5 separate regions of the Homo sapiens genome follow, and regions 2, 3, 4 and 5 are each linked to region 1. The links are chromatin contacts, found by Hi-C or POLR2A ChIA-PET in ENCODE. All regions are on one chromosome and are shown on one strand. The core of a region is the stretch at or near the end of the contact, and the rest is flanking DNA. Distances in the headings are between cores, read along the strand shown. Region 1 overlaps LOC105373262 (a long non-coding RNA gene). Region 2 overlaps AKT3 (AKT serine/threonine kinase 3). Region 3 overlaps AKT3 (AKT serine/threonine kinase 3). Region 4 overlaps AKT3 (AKT serine/threonine kinase 3). Region 5 overlaps SDCCAG8 (SHH signaling and ciliogenesis regulator SDCCAG8).

Region 1 (2,700 bases), core at 99-2,598:
TATTACAGGAATTCCATACTTCAGTGTGTAATTAAGTGGATTCTGGCAGAAAGAATCTGGGATTCTGGAGTCTAATCCTTATTCTGAAAACCGCTTCATTTCAATTTCTAGTTTTCCTTGCTTGTTAATGCCTAGGTTGTGTTGTAAATCACAGGATCTTTAGGGAAAATAAAAAAGTACTGGAAAAACCTGGGCAGGCTAACAGGGCAGGCTCTGACTGCCATTGTCACCTGTGACACCCTGTCTCTAGTCTGGGAACACATTCTCTCTCTCTCTTTTTTTTTTTTTTTGAGATGGAGTCTCGCTGTCGCCCAGGCTGGAGTGCAGTGGCACAATCTCAGCTCACTGCAACCTCCACTTCCCGGGTTCAAGCAATTCTCCAGCCTCAGCCTCCTGAGTAGCTGGGACTACAGGTGCCCAACACCACGCCCGGCTAATTTTTGTATTTTTGGTAGAGACGGGGTTTCACCATGTTGGCCAGTCTGGTCTTGAATTTTTGGCCTCAGGTGATCTGCCCACCTCAGCCTCCCAAAGTGCTGGGAGTACAGGTGTGAGCCACCGTGCTAGGGACACATTCTCTTTCCTGTGTGGTGGTTTTCACTTGAAGCAAGAACCAGTTATCCCCCTTCTCCTGAGAAATGACAAGCCTGTATTTTGGCAAATATGTTGGTTTGCAAATCTGTTGCAAAACAGATTTCGGTGGTGGTGGTGGTGGGGTGGGCGCTCCCCAGCCCATCCTGGGAGGTTTTATTACAAAAATAACTAATTCAAGGACCTCCTTGTGGCTGGGCGCGCTGGCTCACGCCTGTAATCTCAGCACTTTGGGAGGCTGAGGCGGGCGGATCACGATGTCAGGAGATGGAGACCATCCTGGCTAACACGGTGAAAACACGTCTCTACTAAAAATACAAAAAATTAGCCAGGCGTGGTGGCGGGCGCCTGTAGTCCCAGCTACTCGGGAGGCTGAGGCAGGAGAATGGCGTGAACCCGGGAGGCGGAGCTTGCAGTGAGCCGAGGTCGCGCCCCTGCACTCCAGCCTGGGCCACAGAGCAAGACTCCGTCTCAAAAAGAAAAAAAAAAAAAAAAGAACCTCCTTGTAAGTCAGCCTCTCCCAAAGGAGGACATGGAGGGCCAGGCTAGTCCTAGAGTCTCTAGCAGGGCCACTTCCCTGAAGTTTTGTTCCTTGCTGGCTTAGCCCAAATAAACAGACCACTCTTCCTGTAGCGCTAAAAAGTCACTCGATGGCTTTCTGTTTCAGATTTGGTTTCAGAAGGGTTTTGTCAGCTTTCTGTAAACTGCGTCTGTAATTGAGGCCGGCCGCCTCCAGGTGGCACCAGTGTGCCGTCCCACGCTGAGTCTGCTCTGAGAATCAAGACGTTTCACTACCGCCCAATTCATTTGAGGAACTACTGCCAAGATGCATCTTCCTAACGATTTCTCTGCCCAGAGCCCTTCAGAGGCTTCCTGTTGTCTGCTAGATAAAGCCAAGCTATCAGTGCTCTCAGCCTGAGAGCAAGCTGAGATGCAGTCTTGTCTGAGTCTGCAGGGTGGTGGGAGAAGAGGCATGGGGCTTTTTGGTTGCAGTAGAGGGAGGAGATTGTTTGAGAAATGGGGGGAAAGAACTGAAACAACCAAAACAATGAGAGTGAAAAGGAACCACGACACCAGTGTCATGGACTTGTGTCTCTGCAGAGAAGCAGGGCATGTCGAAACTGCAAGCTTTTCGTTTCTCTCTCTCTCTCTCTCTCTGTCTCCTTTTTTGGAGTCTCGCTCTTGTTGCCCAGGCTGGAGTGCAGTGGTGCGAGCTCACCTCAATGCAACCTCCGCCTCCCGGCTTCAAACAATTCTCCTGCCTCAGCCTCCCGAGTAGCTGGGATTATAGGCGCCCGCCACCATGCCCGGCTAATTTTGTATTTTTAGCAGAGACAGGGTTTCACCATGTTGGTCAGGCTGGTCTCGAACTCCTGACCTCAGGTGATCCACCCGCCTCGGCCTCCCAAAGTTCTGGGATTACAGGTGTGAGCCACCACGCCCAGCCTAAAACTGCAAGCTTTTCACACAAGACCCAGGACTTACATTTTTTAGTGCTCACTAACACAAGTAATAAAATGTGACACAGAGGGAGGGAGGGAGGAGAGGGGCTTTCTCCTCTACCTTTACAAGAAACACAGTGAAACCGCTTTGCAAAAATTAGGTCAGTGAGAGAACTATGGCAGTGAGGGAGATCTGATCTAGCCAACCCTCATCTTGCCTTTAGCCTTCAAGTTGCCATTAATTGTTAATATTTCTGGGTGTAGGCCAAGCTAACTTTGAGAGTTAAATGATAATAGCCCTTTCCCCAAAGTCAGCTGCTTTTGTAAAAGTAATGAGAGACCACCAGGCTAGCAGGGTAGAGGAGCCTGAATTCTGCTAAGGTGTAGACATAAATGATTGCCAACCATTATTCTGCAGGTCATAAGATTTGCAACCTCCCAGATTACTCCTGCAGATAATATCACCGTTATAGAGCCTAAGATTGGCCTTTGGGATATCTTTTCAGTCTTTTTTTTTGATGTCTGACACTCATGCCTCCACCTAGACCCACTGACCCCTCCTGTGGCCCCACCCACAAAGGACTCAGGCACAGGAGGACCATTTCCCACACCCCTATGATTGCACCCCCAGCCAATCAGCAGCAAGCACCCATTGCCCAGACACCTC
Region 2 (2,701 bases), core at 167-2,666, 700 kb after region 1:
TTACCATCTAGAAATAATTGCTAATACCGTGTTAATATATTTTCCACTGTTTATACTGTACACATATTTTCAATTTTATCATTTTAAAATATGTTACTTGTTGCCTACTAATTATGTAGATACACTTTAACTTATTAAAACCTTCCCAAATCATTGAACGTTTAGGTTGTTTTCATTTTTTAGTCAACTTAAGTATAATTTACATATAATGAAATGAACTCATTTTAAGTATATGATTAGATGACTTCTGACAAACATATATATGCATGTAGCCCCCATCACAATAAAAATATAAAACATTCTCATTGCCTCAAAAAGTTCTGCCATGCCTCTTTGCAGTCAGTCTTCCCTGTACCCATAGTACATCCACACGTGGCCCTAGGTAGCCATTGGTCTGCTTTCAGACACTAAAGATTTGATTCATCTTTTTAAAAATGTCACAGAAATGAACTCATACAATATATACTGTCTTGTATCTACTTCTTTCATTCTGCGTAATGTTTTTTGAGATTGTTAACTTTGTTGCATTTCTCAGTCATTTATTTCTTTTATTGTGAAGTCATTATCCTTTGCACAGCTATACCACCATTTGTTAATCTCTCCCACTGGTGACGTACATGCGGATTAATACCAGTCATTGCCTAATATGAATAAAGCTGATAGGCCTGTTTCTTTTCTCTTTAATTAATACTGAAGAGTATGATTGTTGGATTTATGGTAAGCATATGCTTACATTTTACAAAAATTTAAAACTGTTGTGTCATTTTACAGTCTCAGCATTAATGTAATGAGAATTTTAGGTGTTCTGCACCCTCACCAGTGCTTGCTGTGGTCAGTGGTTTTCATTTTAGTCATTCTAACGAGTGTGTGGGAGTATGTTACTGTGGTTTTAAGTTGCGTTTCTCTTATGACTAATGATAGGAAATGTCTTCACTCAGACTTTTTGCCATTGCATATACTTTTGTGACCTGTCTATTCAAATATTTCACCTATTATTCGGTTGTTCATCTTCTTACTGAATTATAGGAGTTCTTTGGATGTTCTGGTTACAAATAGTTTGCCAAATATTTGTATTACAAATGGTTTCTTCCAGACTGTAGCTTGCCTTTTCATTTTCTCAGTGATGTCTTTTGAGGAACAGACGTTTTTAATTTTGATGTCTTATTTATCAATTCTTGCCTTTTATGGTTTTCACTTTTTTTGTGTACTGTCCAAGAAATGTTTGTGTACCCCAGGTCACACATCTTTCTCCTATTTGTTATGTGTCACGTGCTATATAATAAGTTTCTGTCAACAGTGGGCCATGTATATGACAATACCATAAGATTATAATGTAGCTGAAAAATTCATATTGCCTAGTGATGTAAATGTTGTAAGTCATACTGCAGTGCATTACTCACATGTTTTGGTGATGCTGGTGTAAGCAAACCTGTGCTGCCGGTTGTGTAGAAACATAGCACATGCAGTTAGATACATAATACTTGATTGTGATAGTACATGACTGTGTTACTTCTTTATTTTATATATTGTACTTTTCATTGTTTCTTAAAGTGTATTACTTTCACTTATTTAAAAAAAAATAGGTAACTGTAAAACAGCATCAGGTGGGTCCTTCAGGTGATATTCCAAAAGAAGGCATTGTTAGCGTAGGAGATGACTACTCGATGCCTGCTCCGAAAGACCTTACAGTGGGACAGGATGTGGAGGTGGAAGACAGTGATACTGATGATCCTGACTGTGTAGGTTTAGGCTAACGTATATGCTGTGTTTTCATTTTTAACCAAAAGTTAAAGACGTTAAAAAAAATAGAAAAATATTTATAAAGATGTAAAGAAACAATATTTTTGTATAGCTGTACAATGTGTTCATATTTTAAACTGTTATAAAAGAGTCAAGGCGTTTTTAAAAATTTTAAAGTGTATAAAGTGAAAAAGTTATAGAAAGCAAAGGTTAACTCATTACTGAAGAAAAAAATAATTTTAATTATTTTATACATTATACAGTGTTCATAGTCTACAGTAATCACCTAGGCCTTCATATTCACTCGCCACTCACTCACTCAAAGCAGCTTCCAGTCCTACAAGTTTCATTCATGGTATTATAAATGCAATAGACAGGTATATCGTTTTTAAATCTTCTATATCATATTTTTACTGTACTTTTCTAGATGTGTTTAGATGTGCAAATATCATTGTGTTACACCTGCCTAGAGTATTCAGTAGGGTAACATGCTGTACAGGTCTGTACCTAGAAGTAGTAGGCTATGCCATTTAGGTTTATGTAAGTAAACCCTAGGATGTTGTCACAATGATGAAATTGTCTAATTGCACATTTCTCAGAATGTATCCCCATCATTAAGCAGTGCATGACTGTATTTTCTTCTAAAACTTTTTAAGTTGTACCTATTACATGTATAGGTCTGTGATCCATTTTAATTTTTATGTATGCTGTGAGCTAAGAGTTGAGGTTCATTTTTTTCCCCCTACAGACATCTTGTTCTTTCACTATCTTTCATTGAAAGGGCTGTCCTTTAGTCAGACATGGGGGCTTATACCTGTAATCCCAGCACTTTGGGAGGCTGAGGCAGGAAGACCACTTATGTCCAGGAGTTCGAGACCAGCCTGGGCAACACAGCAGGACCCTGTCTCTACAAAATAAAAAATTTAAAAAATTAGCCTGGACTGGTGGTGCAAGGCAGAAT
Region 3 (2,700 bases), core at 95-2,594, 570 kb after region 1:
GCTTTATCATTCACACCGGCATATAAAGGTGCAATAGTATCTTCCATCCTAAAAAGAAAAGCCCCCTCTTGACATATTGCTTCCCATTCTGCTACTGCCTCTATTTCTGCTTCTCTTTTAATAAAATTTTATTGCATGGTTTGTCCACACTGGCATCTTTCATATTCTCACCTTGTAGTTAATTTTCTGCCCTAAACTCTAGTTTATTTGGATTTCTTACTCCTCTGAAGAGTCTAGTAAAAATCATTGACATCCGCGTGAACATTTTTCTCTTTCTTTTTCTCCATCTCTTAATATCATTCAGCACAAGTAGCAACTCAATTCTTGAAACCCAACCTTGGTTTCTCCTAACTCATTGGCTCTTCCTTTCTGATCTTGTATCAGTTCTTGATACACTACCTGATGCCTACTTATTGGAGGGCCATGTGACTCCATGGAGGACTCCTTTCCCTAAGGAAAAACTAAGTTTCCCTGAAGTCCTTTTTGTCTCTAATAACTTTTTACCTCTTCTGGGATGTCTGGCATATGACTCTTGCCTTAGAGTCCATAGACTGCAAATGAGTTTGTGCTTTTAATGACACGTACTTTAAAACTCATTGATCTTAGTTTTATTAAGTCTTTAGATTTTTGAAAATTTTCTTTCAAGTGGTTATTCTTTGAAATCGTGAAGAACTGACAGCATATGACCAGACAGTTTTTCTACAAAAGCATTGGGATTGCCTGTCCTGTCCTATCTGTTCCCATAAAGTTTTAGGTGAAATACAAAGGTTTATGATCTAAATTCACAATTGCTAGTATGATGCATTAGCACACCATAAGTTCACAGTACTCTTTGCACTATATTCCTGAATGATTAAAACTTACAGCTGGCATAGTATCAAGTGCTGGCTGCCCAAGTGTCTCCCTCACAACCTATAGATAGAGTTTATTGCCTGTCACAGAAAGGGAGTACACCACCTGGTTAGAACTTTGGCGGTTTCTTGGAGGGAAGAAAGCAAGGATAGTATGTACTGAGAATCAAAGTTTGGTTGAGGTTGAGTGAATACTGGGTGTGTGTGTGTGTTTGATTAAAATTGGATGATGACCATTATGCAACAGCAAGGGATTCAAAAAATCTTACATACTGTTGGGGCTTTCTATTGAATCGTTGATGCGTGTTTCAGGAGTTTGCTGTGATGAACAATCAAACCGTTTGCCAGGGTGAGGCTCTCCCTGAATAGTCAAGTCATGTTAACGTACACTGTGAGTTGTTTAGGGAGTTGATAGTTTTAGTCTTCAAGTTGTATGTGGTTTCTGTTAAACTATTAATGTCATAGGACTACAACATACTACTTCAAGCTCTTAAAATGGCTTTCCCTTATTTTTGAGAGATGTAGCTGAGTGCTGCTTATAGTCAGGTCAATTCTTATAAAACACCAACATCCCTCTATGCCTAAATATCAAATCAGTGTTATAATTATTTTTTTAAACTAAGATTATATCAAATTTTTTAGTTTGATACTTACAAAATAGTTATGATGCTTTTTTTTCTTGGTTCTCTTTTTTTCTTTGCTAGAAAGACTTTGAACTATAAGGATGGAGGTTCCTTTTCTGCAGACTTAAGAAAGAGGATGTGAAACTTGGTGTCATGAGTTCTAAATACCTCAAGTTATTGTTGCAAGAATAGGGTTTTCAGTTTTGCAATTTCAGCCTATAAATTACAATGAAGAGTAAGAGTCCTTATAATAATAAACTTTTGGGGCTGGGAGCAGTGGCTGACACCTGTAATCCTGGCAATTTGGGAGGCTGAGGTGGGAGGATCATTTGAGGCCAAGAGTTCTAGACCTTCCTGGGCAACATAGCAAGACCCTATCTCCACAAAAAGTGAACAAAATTAGCCACGCATGGTAGTGCATGCCTGAAGTCCCAGCTACTTGGGAGGATTGCTTGAGTCAGGAGGTCAAGGCTGTGTTGAGCTGAGATTGTACCATCGCACTCCAGCCTGGGCAACAGAGCAAGACCCTGTCTCAATCAATCAATCAATCAATCAACTAACTTACTTTTGGTATTGTATGCTGATTTATGAAGGTTGAACCTAGGATTAAATGTTGTCTTTTGTCTGCCCTTTATTTTTCTTCCCTTAACAGATGCCATGTTGAGCTGCCTTGTCCTGATTTTGACCCACAATGTGTATTCAGCCTCAGCACTTATTATGTAGGTTAGGCTCCTTTTAAATGTTAATGTTTCACATTTATGCTTGTGTGAATTGCTCATTTTCTGTCATAACCTGGGGGTATGGAAGGAATCTGTTGAAGACCAAGGAGGTGGGCTTTACCACAATACTGACATCTCTTCTCAGCTCAGGCAGGGAGCCTTGGCTAGGCCACCTATTGCCACTGCCTAAGTAGAAGGTGATTGGCAGAATCTTATCTGCTTTGCTTTGACTTTTCATTGCCAGAGTTTGTTGAAGGATGCCAGATGTTTGGGAAAACAAGTTTCTTTTTGCTTTCTATCCCTATTCTTGCCAAATTCTTACCTGTTTTTTCATGAGGATGCCCTGGCTTGCAAGAAAAAGCAAGAAAAATAAAAACATAAGTTTGATTCTTAATTTGAGCATTCTGACCCATTTTCAGCTTTATATATCCTTGGTCCATTTTTCTTCCTGTTATTTTGACAACTCTCATGGCTGTGGGACTGAGTGCTTGTTCATAGATAAATGTT
Region 4 (2,700 bases), core at 45-2,544, 790 kb after region 1:
GTAGTGGAGGGCCGGCGGACAGGGCTGACTAATGCGATGCTCAGAAATGTGAGACTAGAAAGACCAGAGCAAATCAAAATGGATTTGGGTACAAATAAGGTCAATTAGAAACTGTTGTATATGACTCTTAGGCTAGTCAGTCATTTTTTCATGATTGACTTGAATTTCAAAGCCCTAGCTTTCAAGGACCAGAATCTCTTCGAAATTCATCTTACCTGCTTTATTCCTTACTCGACACCCGCGGGGCACTTGTCCTGATGAGAATTTGTCATTAGTGTGCATTTTATTGCTCAATCTCTAGGACTTCTAAAATGAGACTGAAATGTTAGAAGGTGTTAGAAGTCCCCCAGCACAGTTTCTAGAACATAATTTGAACCTAGTTCCTTGGCTTCATTAATCAGCAATATAAAAGCCATCAAGAATGTTTTTCCTGGCATGTCATATTTTACCACTGACAGCACCTCTGTTCTTAAATAACATGTGTCATTTCAGACATGGATCATGCTGTAAAAGCCCTACAACCTTGGTGTCTTTAAATGATAATAGGTTCACTTCTAGATTGAGACAGAGATACCTAGGAAGCCTGTACATTGTAGTAACTTTCAAGATGGTTATCAAAATCCACCTGCAATTGTAGGACCACAAAAGTCTGGCTTTTGTCTAGGCGCAGTGGTGCACACCTGTAATCCCAGCACTTTGGGAGGCCAAGGCGGGTGGATCACTTGAGGTCAGGAGGAGTCTGAGACTAGCCTGGCCAACATGGTGAAACCCCCTCTCTACAAAAAAAAATACAAAAATTAGCCAGACGTGGTGGTGCATTCCTGTGATTCCAGCCACTCGGGAGGCTGAGGCAGGAGGATCGCTTGAACCCGGGAGGCAGAAGCTGCACTGAGCTGAGATCACAACATTGCCCTCCAGTCTGGGTGACAGAGCAAGACTCTGTCTTTTAAAAAAAAAAAAAAAAAAAAAAAAAAGTCTGGCTTTTGTGGGTGTCAGAAATGGGGTGTGGTCCTGCCCTGCTCCTGGGCCCTGGACAGTACGGAAACGAGAGCCCAGCAATGTCATCTGTTTCTGACAGGGCACACCGCAATTGAGGGGTGGGGAGGGCGCTATGGACTTGCTGTGTTTTTCCCTATTCAGGACCTCTGTAGCAAGGAAAGTCAGACGGAAGAGCTCAGCAGAGTATGCCCAGGCAAAGACTAGCATCGACGCATCTGCAGGCACCTCTGTTCAGCAGCCTCTCCTGCTGTCTGTGTGGCTCAGCAGAGCGCAGCGCTCAGCACTGGGGGCCATGGGGCCCTGGGCTTCCTGTCTTAGGGGAGCAGCCTTGATGGTGGTTAACTGCAGCTTCTGGGTTCTTCTAGGGCAACGGGGCAGTATTTTTAGTTTGACAGTTCCTGGATACATCCTAGATTCCCTTAAGGAGCAGATAAAATGAGAATCACTGAAACCTTGAACGGTGATTACATTCAACATAACCTTTTTCTTGCAGCTTTGAATAGTTTAACTGGTAAGAAACCGTTGCAGCTCCCTAAGTGCTAACACACAGAGGTTTTGTTGATAAAAGTCCAGGGTAGTACCATTCGTTAGCAATTGTCTTCCCACTTGCCACCTTGCTTGTATAAAACAGAATACAGTTATTGTTTAGAACAAATCAGCAGTTAGAAAGGCAAAATGTTCCATTTTCTACAAACAGCTGCAGTGACATGCCAGATTGTCCTCACTGGCGTTAATAATGGAACAGATTTGGGAATGTGTCATCTTTCGTTATCGCCATTGATGGTCCTCCTCCTTCCTCTTACAGAAAAAGAGGGTTTCTTTGAGATCTGGTCGCTTTTACTGCCATATAATGCCATTTGTTAAATGTTCTAAGAAAATCAGGCAACTGATGTTCCTTGGATGCAGGGATTCAAGGGATGTAGCAAGTAGAGTTGATCATTGTCTTCTTTTTCCAGATAAGTGTTTTTGAAAAACATAGTTCATGTTCATTATCATCACTATTCCCTATGCACAGCCTCTCACAGCAGGAACTAACTTGTGTACATTGACAGGCTCCGACTCAGAGTCAGCTGCCACTTCCTCCAGCTCCCCTCCCACCGCAGCCCCTGCCCAGGCTCTCAGCTCTTTTAGGGCCATGATCAGATGTTCACGCCTCATTGTTTCCAAGCCTGACAACAGAAAGGGGCAGGAATGATGGAGGGAGATCATTGGCTTTAAAGAATATCAAGGATTGGGGCCCTCAGGGATATCTGTGAAATTTCCTAGATTCAGAATTGTGATGAATGTGTTACTGAAGTGACAGAATGAAGGCTGTCTCTCAATTCTTAGCTGACACCAGCAAGAGTCCCTCCTCTTCCAAAAGGGTGTCTAGCACCTGCCCCTGTTGAGCATCTGGCTAACCTGGGTGCTGAACCTCGCCGGGCTGGAATGAGTCCTGGCCATGGCCCCAGGAGTCCAGGCAGCTCCTGCCCTTCCTGGCTGAGCAGGACAAGCACCAGGCTCCCCACTGCTGTCCAGAGCCAGCTGCAGGTTTGCTGTGCAGAAACACTGAGTAAAATAAAGCTGTTGGTGAGGAAAATTGTTTATTTGAAATGTGATTGGCTCATGTCAGAATCTGAACATTAAGGTTTTAGCTGCCCGTATTCTCTAGAGAGTTTTTATACTCTGGGGCTCAACCACGGGTACACCATCATTCCCAGC
Region 5 (2,700 bases), core at 86-2,585, 990 kb after region 1:
GCCACTGCACTCTAGCCTAGGTGACAGAGCAAGACTCCATCTCAAAAAAGAATGATCAAAAAAGCTCAGTGTTTATAAGTATGCAAACAGACAGATCCACAACAGGATAAAAATCTAACAAACTTGCTGCTTATGGGAAACTTACGTTTAATAGACTTTATCTATTTTCAGAATATCCTCTTGTCAAGAGTAGTGTTTGTCACACAGTAGATGCTCAACAGAATAAACAACAAGAAAACAAATAAATGAATAAAGAGTCTGCTATAGGATGGTGTCAAAAGAGGTGAGGTAAAGCTCCCTCTCAGTTCTAATATTTCATGATCTAAACTGAAAACATTACCTATTTTGAATTAGAAACTAGAGTTCAGTCGTTCTGGTTCAAAAGTGTTTCAGAATATTAACTCACCAAATTTAGACTATGGAACCACAGAAAATTATCAAAGATAAAACTCCAATATACAGATGTCTTGTTAGGCCCATCATTCAACAGTGAGACCACAAAACGATTACACTCAAACTCCACGTAACCACTGGGCTGACACACTCCTCCTTTCTGTAAGGCAAATGCAACGCATGCTTCAAGGTAGCTTTGAGCCCACCTGGGAAGCTTGCAGGTAGGTAGTCATTTTGGCAATTTAGGATTATCTACTCATTCACTCAGGTGTTACTAAATCTTGGTTTTGGTTTGGTTTTGTTTTGACTCAGCCAGTCCACATAACAAATAGCAGCAAGCAACCCCACAAATAATTTTTTTAGAAAGAGCTCTGGGCTGGCAGTCCCCTCTCCTCAACACAAGGCCTTGCTTCCTACTCCATTCCTGTGGCCATCTGGCTTCATCTTGTCTGAGCTTTCATTTTTTAGCCCACTTATCCCCTGGGACTAACAGTGCTACTTATATAATCTGCCTTTCAGAAACAGCCGATTCCAGCCACCCAGGGTAACTGCCCAGTTAGCTACAGTCCTGCTCTAGATCCCGCAATCCACAGGTCCAGCCCAGAGCCACACCTGAATGAGGCTCTCACAATGGGAAGCTGTACAGACACATGTGGCATATCAATGTGAGAGTGAAAGGGCAGTTCTCCAAATTACCATCCTCCATGGCAAATGTTCTATGAGTGCTTGGAAACACCATGTGAATGTGTTGATGAATGTAATCAAGGAGCTTCTTGACGCAAAGCCAGCAACACTGTGTTAACCCTGCAACATTCCATGATCCAGATGAAAGAGCAGCTGAGGCAGAAAGATGACGTAAAGATCATGAGTGTTCTGGGGTGAAAAGCATGTACTTACACGCACTAATGAGCATGTAATATTTAAGAAACTTAGCGCAGCAATCAGGGCCAAAAGGACTGAGAAAGTCCCTTAACAATCTCAGCCAAGTGTTTAAGCAAAAGAGTTGGTCTAATGTATATGCATGAGCTCCACCTTGAAATGTGGAGTGGCTAAGAAATGTCTTATAATTTCTAAATTACTCCAGTTATTATTAATTTTAAGCATTATTAGGTATCACTAATAAGTGTTACTACACCGTTTTTAAAAAGAAAGTCTAGAAGGCTGACTACAACATTTCTTTGTTCCTCATTTCTGGGAAGTTCCTGCTGTAGTCTTTTAAAGCCAGCTATGCAGAGCAGGCCAATGATCCACTCCAAAATCACAAGCTGGACTAAAGCCCCAGAAAAGTACCCTTGGAATCTTTTCTCTTTTTTGAAAAGTATAAACTTCTCCAAGGTACTGTGAGCTACAGAAAGGAATTTAAGCAGTTCCATCTTGGTTACCATGTGAAGGTACTTTGATCATTAAGCAAGAAAAAGAGGTTACTGTTACTCTTACCTCCCTTATGGCATAAAGAGGCCAAGTGAAAGGCGAAAGGTCGGAAACAATATGAAGACTTCAAATCAACATAAAAAATATATCCAATGTCATCAATAGTTGTTAAGTATATTCTCCAAAAAGTCCTTGAGTCCTAAGAAACCACCAGAAACATATGGGTGGCCTGGTCTCCAAGTCATGCCTGATCCCCTCCTTGTCAACTGTACAAGCCATTATTTTTTTTTTTTTTTTTTTGGAGACAGGTTCTTCCTCTGTTGCCCAGGCTGAAGTGCAGTGGCGCAATCTTGGCTCACTGCAACCTCCGCCTCCCAGGTTCAAGCAATTCTCCTGCCTCAGCCTCCCAGGTAACTGGGATTACAGGCGTGCACCAACACATCCAGCTATTTTTGTATTTTTAGTAGAGATGGGGTTTCACCATGATGGCCAGGCTGGTCTCAAACTCCTGATCTCAACTGATCCACCTGCCTCAGCCTCCCAAAGTGCTGGGATTACAGGTGTGAGCCACCATGCCTGGCCATCAAGCCATTCTTGTTTCATGAATATATATTCAAAATAGTAAATGCTAAAGGATGCAACAAAGGAGCTGAAAGCTGCTGTCACAATACCACATTTACAAGGAAACTTTTGATTTATCATATTTAAGGTATCATTTTTAAACATTCCATGTTAAAGTCATTCAGGTAATATGATAACAGCTTATGGAGGGGGCAGGCTTCTAACTATACATAAAACTAGAAATCCAAACCCAAAAGGTGCTGGACACTCTTCAAAGTTAGCATAGCACTCAATATTCAGCACTCTGCATTAGTTAAGTTAGGCCAAGAGAATGATACAGAAGAAGAATTCATTGACAATAAAAGCAGAATCCGC

What was found. A loop is a pair of places that touch in the nucleus more often than their neighbours do. ChIA-PET counts read pairs that join two places held with the same protein, here RNA polymerase II (POLR2A). Pooled maps may share reads with other maps.
Region 2: a loop to region 1 is called in a pooled map, with 7 times the contacts of the local background. The contact joins two enhancer-like sites. A Hi-C loop is called at or near these places in 7 of 37 single-sample maps with no recorded cell type and 11 of 50 pooled maps. POLR2A ChIA-PET finds 5 or more read pairs at or near these places in 1 of 52 experiments (OCI-LY7).
Region 3: a pooled map shows a loop between it and region 1 (9-fold over the local background). The contact joins two enhancer-like sites. A Hi-C loop is called at or near these places in 4 of 37 single-sample maps with no recorded cell type and 4 of 50 pooled maps. POLR2A ChIA-PET finds 5 or more read pairs at or near these places in 3 of 52 experiments (CD4-positive, alpha-beta T cell, WTC11 and activated T-cell).
Region 4: a pooled map shows a loop between it and region 1 (2.6-fold over the local background). The contact joins two enhancer-like sites. A Hi-C loop is called at or near these places in 1 of 50 pooled maps. POLR2A ChIA-PET finds 5 or more read pairs at or near these places in 2 of 52 experiments (BJ and RWPE1).
Region 5: a map with no recorded cell type shows a loop between it and region 1 (7-fold over the local background). The contact joins two enhancer-like sites. A Hi-C loop is called at or near these places in 2 of 37 single-sample maps with no recorded cell type and 4 of 50 pooled maps. POLR2A ChIA-PET finds 5 or more read pairs at or near these places in 1 of 52 experiments (HEK293).

The regions. Positions count from the first base shown.
Region 1 is chr1:244,298,264-244,300,963 of GRCh38, reverse strand. All of the region lies in intron 1 of LOC105373262 (a long non-coding RNA gene), which reads left to right. Among named protein-coding and RNA genes, the nearest start is that of SPMIP3, 53 kb to the left of the region's middle. RefSeq lists an enhancer at 1,173-1,242. Within about 2 kb of position 1,348, at least 30 of the 41 ENCODE cell types and tissues checked have a DNase peak (open chromatin) inside an H3K27ac peak, as active enhancers do.
Region 2 is chr1:243,594,711-243,597,411 of GRCh38, reverse strand. The region is part of intron 8 of AKT3 (AKT serine/threonine kinase 3); the gene reads left to right. Among named protein-coding and RNA genes, the nearest start is that of AKT3-IT1, 200 kb to the left of the region's middle. Within about 2 kb of position 1,416, at least 4 of the 41 ENCODE cell types and tissues checked have a DNase peak (open chromatin) inside an H3K27ac peak, as active enhancers do.
Region 3 is chr1:243,726,620-243,729,319 of GRCh38, reverse strand. The region is part of intron 2 of AKT3 (AKT serine/threonine kinase 3); the gene reads left to right. Among named protein-coding and RNA genes, the nearest start is that of AKT3-IT1, 66 kb to the left of the region's middle. Within about 2 kb of position 1,344, at least 3 of the 41 ENCODE cell types and tissues checked have a DNase peak (open chromatin) inside an H3K27ac peak, as active enhancers do.
Region 4 is chr1:243,506,930-243,509,629 of GRCh38, reverse strand. The region is part of intron 13 of AKT3 (AKT serine/threonine kinase 3); the gene reads left to right. Among named protein-coding and RNA genes, the nearest start is that of MIR4677, 160 kb to the right of the region's middle. Within about 2 kb of position 1,294, at least 4 of the 41 ENCODE cell types and tissues checked have a DNase peak (open chromatin) inside an H3K27ac peak, as active enhancers do.
Region 5 is chr1:243,312,071-243,314,770 of GRCh38, reverse strand. The region is part of intron 8 of SDCCAG8 (SHH signaling and ciliogenesis regulator SDCCAG8); the gene reads right to left. Among named protein-coding and RNA genes, the nearest start is that of MIR4677, 33 kb to the left of the region's middle. Within about 2 kb of position 1,335, at least 5 of the 41 ENCODE cell types and tissues checked have a DNase peak (open chromatin) inside an H3K27ac peak, as active enhancers do.